2 separate regions of the Homo sapiens genome follow, and region 1 is linked to region 2. A link is a contact called in ENCODE Hi-C or POLR2A ChIA-PET data. All regions are on one chromosome and are shown on one strand. Each heading gives the region's core, a stretch centred on a gene start or an enhancer-like site at or near the end of the contact. The rest is flanking DNA. Distances are from core to core; before and after follow the strand shown.

What was found. A loop is a pair of places that touch in the nucleus more often than their neighbours do. ChIA-PET counts read pairs that join two places held with the same protein, here RNA polymerase II (POLR2A). Pooled maps may share reads with other maps.
Region 1: a pooled map shows a loop between it and region 2 (4-fold over the local background). The contact joins the enhancer-like site here to the promoter of CUL5 in region 2. A Hi-C loop is called at or near these places in 6 of 50 pooled maps. POLR2A ChIA-PET finds 5 or more read pairs at or near these places in 2 of 52 experiments (activated T-cell and activated naive CD4-positive, alpha-beta T cell).

Annotation. Positions count from the first base shown.
Region 1 is chr11:108,853,095-108,855,794 of GRCh38, forward strand. All of the region lies in intron 16 of DDX10 (DEAD-box helicase 10), which reads left to right. Among named protein-coding and RNA genes, the nearest start is that of DDX10, 190 kb to the left of the region's middle. Within about 2 kb of position 1,322, at least 6 of the 41 ENCODE cell types and tissues checked have a DNase peak (open chromatin) inside an H3K27ac peak, as active enhancers do.
Region 2 is chr11:108,007,506-108,010,205 of GRCh38, forward strand. It overlaps CUL5 (cullin 5), which reads left to right and starts at 1,393. Exons shown (of 19, transcript NM_003478.6): 1 at 1,393-1,867. The coding sequence starts at 1,844. RefSeq lists enhancers at 1,518-1,617, 1,718-1,907.

The DNA.
Region 1 (2,700 bases), core at 72-2,571, 850 kb after region 2:
ACTGCTTATATTAAATATAAGCAGTATTAAATATCACTCTGTCTTCAAAGGTGCCCAAAAACGAGAGCTCCAGTGTGTGCAGCCTGACTGCTAAATAAGGTGGAGGCTTCTGCATATGCTTTAACGTGCAGGCGTGAAACACCATGGCAGAACCACCACTAGATCTCAGAGGCTGTAGTGGGAAAGATTTAAATTTAACAAGAAAATCTTAAATCTAATAAAAGCATTTGATATTTATGAATATTGCATGTTCAGCATAAAATAAGCCCATTTTATTTCACTAAGAAGCTCTCATTTCTGCATATATAAATGTAAAATGAAAGATATAATCTAGAGCCAAAGAAAGCCCTGTTACTGTATTTCCTTTGTGTTTATTCATGCATATTTGTATATATATTACTAAATATGGTTTATTTTTTATACTTATTGATGGTGTATGCTCGATTTTTTTTTTTCATAATGGTTTAAGCTGTAAGAAGTTGCTATCACCCTTGAGCTATCCTCCTGGAAACCTCTTCTTTTATTCCCCCATAAATTGGTGTGTATATTTGGTTTTAATACTGTGTCTGCTGGGGAAATGAAAAAATGATAAAGTTGTCACAATCAGGCATTTTCACTGGGGGTTGATCTCTGAAGTGAACTCCTTATGCCAAACTCTTCCTTCCATTTCCCACTCCCCTTCTGTGTTTGTCCTGTGTGTTTGTTTCCTGACATCTAAAAAAGGAGGAAGATTTTTCTTGTCAAGGGAAGGTCTCATTTCTATGTAACCACTAAGCATCGGACTAAGAACAGAAAGAAGAGCTGACATGGCTTTGCAGCTCAGCCAGGAGCTTTAAATAGACAGAGGCTGTGTTTTATTATTGCTCTGAATAGTTTAGCTACCTCCATTTCACAGCCCTTTTCTGAGTGCTCAGAGATGGTAGCCCTTTTGTAAGAGTGATATTACCAGAGGGATCAGTGGCTGGTCTGCAGCCAGGACTCAAACATTCCTCAAGACACTGAGGACTGCCTGCAGTGACAGGTTCAGGCTGACTGACAGAGCCCAAGGAATGAGCTCAAACCAACCTTTTGCACCCAACTTCCTTTCAAATGAAAGTGACAGGGGTTGAAGGCTCTCATGGCTTTTGAGGTACCTTTTGGAAGCAGACCCAGAAGAGATTATTTGGAAACACTTGGTAAAGGGGTGATGGCACAAATTTCTGTGATATGTAAGGAGAAATATTATGTAAATTATCAGGTTTCTCTCAGTGCATGTGCTTTAAATGACAGATGTGACTTAGTTTTTGAGTAAACTTTGTCTTCTCGTTGATCCTCTTATGTAAACCTAATCATTGTGTTACTTAGGATATTGCCTTCTGAATCACTTTAGTCAGATTCCAGGTAGAGCTTCCCTTTGATCCCTGAACCTACAAGCTATCCAGAAGATATTTTAATGGTCAAAGAAGGTGGTACTTGCAGACTTAATTTACCAGGAAATGTAGTCATAGCTGTTTATAGCTATTTTAAGCAATCACTGCATAGAAACTGAAAGTGTAAGAAAGGGAGGACTCACGTAGCTGTCTTTCTACCTTGTTTTGTGTTTCATGCAGCAAACATCATTTTATTATACAAGGAAGGATATAAAGGACACAGTATTTTTTTTTTAATTTTGGGGAAAGTGCTTGAATGAAGTTTCATGGAATTATCTTTATTTCCCAGAAAAGAGAAAACTTAATGATAATGTGAATTTTCAATTTTAGAAATGAATCTTCTCTGGCATATTGAAAGTACTTCTAAGAAAAATTGCTTTAAAGTGTGAGTAGGATAAACTAAAGTTGGAATGGACCTCTCAGGAATCTGATATGACTTTTTGTTAAAAGATAGATCTAAGTTCTGCCTAGTTATATTATGTGCAGAATTGGGAATGGAAGATAAATACGAAGCTGAAACTGTTACGAAGGTTTGCTGGGTACCTAATAGTGGTTTGGGAAATATAGGTCTTTTGGGTATCAAAACTTTCTTTAGCAGAGAAGTACTTGAATTGCACAATAGAATTGTTTTTACTTTAGCTAACAAGATGTCGTATATTCTTATGACCTACAGATTTTAAACTAAGATCTAGAAAAATACTTGTAGCAATGATCAATAGACCACATTGCTTTTTGAGTTCAGGTAGGTTACATAATCCTGGAATACAGCTTTACCTCATTATCTAGCTAAATTTCCTTTTGCTTTGAGGGTCACAAGTGCTAGTAGGAATCCCTGGTCGCTGGAATGATTTTGTATAAATGTAAGGAAAAGGAACAACAGTGCTGAAACTTGAGGAAATAGATCCTCAGCAATATCTCACTACTGTGCTGCTTTTGAAAAGAAAGTGTGATTTTTATTTATTTATTTATTTTTTAAGATGGAGTCTCGCTCTGTCACCGAGGCTGGAGTGCAGTGACGCGATCTTGGCCCACTGCAACCTCCGCCTCCCAGGTTCAAGCGATTCTCCTGCCTCAGCCTCCCGAGTAGCTGGGACTACACGCATGTGCCACCACGCCCAGCTAATTTTTTGTATTTTTAGTAGAGACAGAGTTTCACTGCATTAGCCAGGATGGTCTTGATCTCCTGACCCCGTGATCCACCCTCCTCGGCCTCCCAAAGTGCTGGGATTATGGATGTGAGCCACTGCAACTGGCCAAAAGTATGATTTATTAAACAAAAGTCTGAGGCTGA
Region 2 (2,700 bases), core at 143-2,642:
CAGGTGGGGTCAATGGAATGGAGAACTTATTGAAGTCAGAGTTGTAGCAGTGGTGTTTCCAGAACAAGTGAGTTAGGAAAATTGGAATGCTTCGGTTGACAGTAGGACGCTGAAATCAAGCTCTCAAAAGTTGTCTTAAGGTTCAGTTAAGCATAAGCAAAGGGTGGCTTGGGTAGATGGAGATTAGGATACTAGTTTCCTTTCCCTTCCTACGCTCTCAAGTGCACACTGTATTTTTTTGTTTGTAGTTTTTTTTTGTTTTTTTTGTTTTTTTTTTGAGACAAGAGTCTCGCTCTGTCGTCCAGGCTGGAGTGCAATAGCGCGATCTCGGCTCACTGCAATCTCCACCTTCAGGGTTCAAGCGATTCTCCTGCTTCAGCCTCCCGAGTAGCTGGGATTACAGGTGCCCGCCACCATGCCCGGCTAATTTGTGTATTTTTAGTAGAGACAGGGGTTCACCATGTTGGCCAGGCTGGTCGCGGACTCCTGACCGCAGGTGTCTCGGCCTCCCAAAGTGCCGATTATAGGCGTGAGCCACGGGGCCCTATAGGGATTATAGGCGTGAGCCACTGCGCCCGGCCTCTTTGCAATATTTATCACAACTCCCACTAAGTAATATTTGACTTGTGTAGCCATCCTTAACATTTGGCTACCTTATTAGGCCATAAACTCCAAACGAGCAGGGGTCTTCTCTTTTATTTAATCCTGTATTTCCTGTGCCTAGTATATACAAGTGCTCAAACAAGTATTAACTACTTGATTGGATTCTTTAAGTAGGCCCATCCCTCTTCTCTTAGTCCAGAGCTCTTACTTATTTCTACGCATTATGGCCGTATGAAGGCTGTTTGTAAACCTGCAAAATACAATACCAGGTATCCTGCAGGTTCCACATGTAAATTATATTATCTCATTGGCCAGTGGTGTGTGGTCTGAAGGGGTAAAACCCGGAGGCTTATGGTTTAGGATCTTCTAGGATAATGTGCCTTCAGAAAATCGAAGATTAATATTCATTCTCTAAACAATCTTTTTTTTTTTTTTTCAAACTTTTTTGTAATGACGAGGGTGTTGAACTGGCCTCAAGTGATCCTCCCCCTTCGGCCTCCCAAAGCACTGAACAATATTTTATCTAAGTGCCAAGCATTCCTGAATAGAAATATTAAGAGTCATCACGCTTGTGCAGTCAACACATATTTACTGGGCGCATTCTATGCACGAGTTATTGAAGACAGCTGTTGTAAGCATTTCAGGACAATGCACCTCCCTTAACACCGAGTCCGGGATTTGGGGCGGGGTGCCGGAAAACGCCAGGTCCCGCCAGCAGAGGGCACGGTCCCGGCCTCGCTGCAGCCTCGGGACCCACCGAGGCTTCCAGGCTCCCACGCTCGCTCCCGAGCGCGTCCCCGCCCTCGCGTCACGTGACGTGGCCGCGGAACCTGAGCTGCGGGGCCTAAGCCGAGCTAAATTCGTTGCAGGTGGCCGCGGCGGGTGCAACCACAAAGGCTAATCCGAAGGAGTCGGGGAGGCTCGTGGAGTCGATGCTTCCTCTTCCAAGTCAGGTCGGCTCCCGTTACCTTCTCAGCATTCGCCGTTCCGGTCTTCCTGAGCGCGTGCATGAGGTCTTTCGCGTGGGGAAGCTCCGGTGACCATGTAGGGGAGAAGAGTGAGGAAGCTCCTGGTGCTTGGGACGAGGTCAGCGCTGTCGGCGCGCTGCTCCAGCGCCCACCACACCCTGGTGCGGGCCGACGGGCCCTGGGCCCTGGTGGGAGCTCCGGCCTCCGGTCAAGGCCTGGCCGGGAGCGCCACGAATTCTCGCGTCGTCTCGCGAGAGTCCAAGTTAAAGAACATGGCGACGTCTAATCTGTTAAAGGTAAGACCCTCACTCCAGCTTGGGTTTTACTGTGTGGCCGCCGGGTTCGGCTCTTTGGGAAAGGCACGGCTCAGGTTCAGCTGCGAAGTGTGGGAGTGTTCAGGGGTTGTCCACTGGCAGGGAAGCCGCGGTGGCAGCCGGCGAGTACCGGAACGCGGGTCTGTGGCCTTGGGGTCGACAGGCTCTGGTGGTCGCTCCCGCCGACTGGCCGCTGGGAGAAAAGCCTGGCTGAGCGCTGGCGAGGAGCGATGCTTTCAAGGGACCAGCTCTGGCCGGGAGCGGGAGATGAATGGTCGTGCGGTGTCCTGACCAGCTGGGCCGTTAGTACTGTTAGGTCTCAGTTTCTTGTAAAGCAATGTCTAAGACGCATCAAAGGAAAAACCAAGAAAATGCTGCCTAACAGGTTTCAGTGACTCGACCCCCCACTTCTTCCATTTCTGTTCTCGTTCTGTCTGCACGAAATTCCGAGTCAGACCAGCAGTGCCTCCCACTCCACCCCCCTTCCTCCCTTTTCTGCGTGTTACACCTTCCCTCCTAATTCTCCCATTCTTGAGTTCATCTTTTTCCTTAGGAAACTGCTTTCTAACCCCCACCCAGTTACAGGACACAACCAGATGACAACTGATGAAGCGATACCATCGTTTTAGGGCGCAGGAAAGTTACCTTGTCAAAGACAGTATTTAAAGTTAGTTTTATATAGCAAGGGAGATCTAGGCCCACAGGGGCAGATTCTCCACCAGTTAAAAAGTTTGGAGAAGAATGAGGAAGACTTAGAACTAGTCTGTTCTGTGTATGTGTCTGTAGTAGTTAATCATTTGCCTTAAAAGTACGGA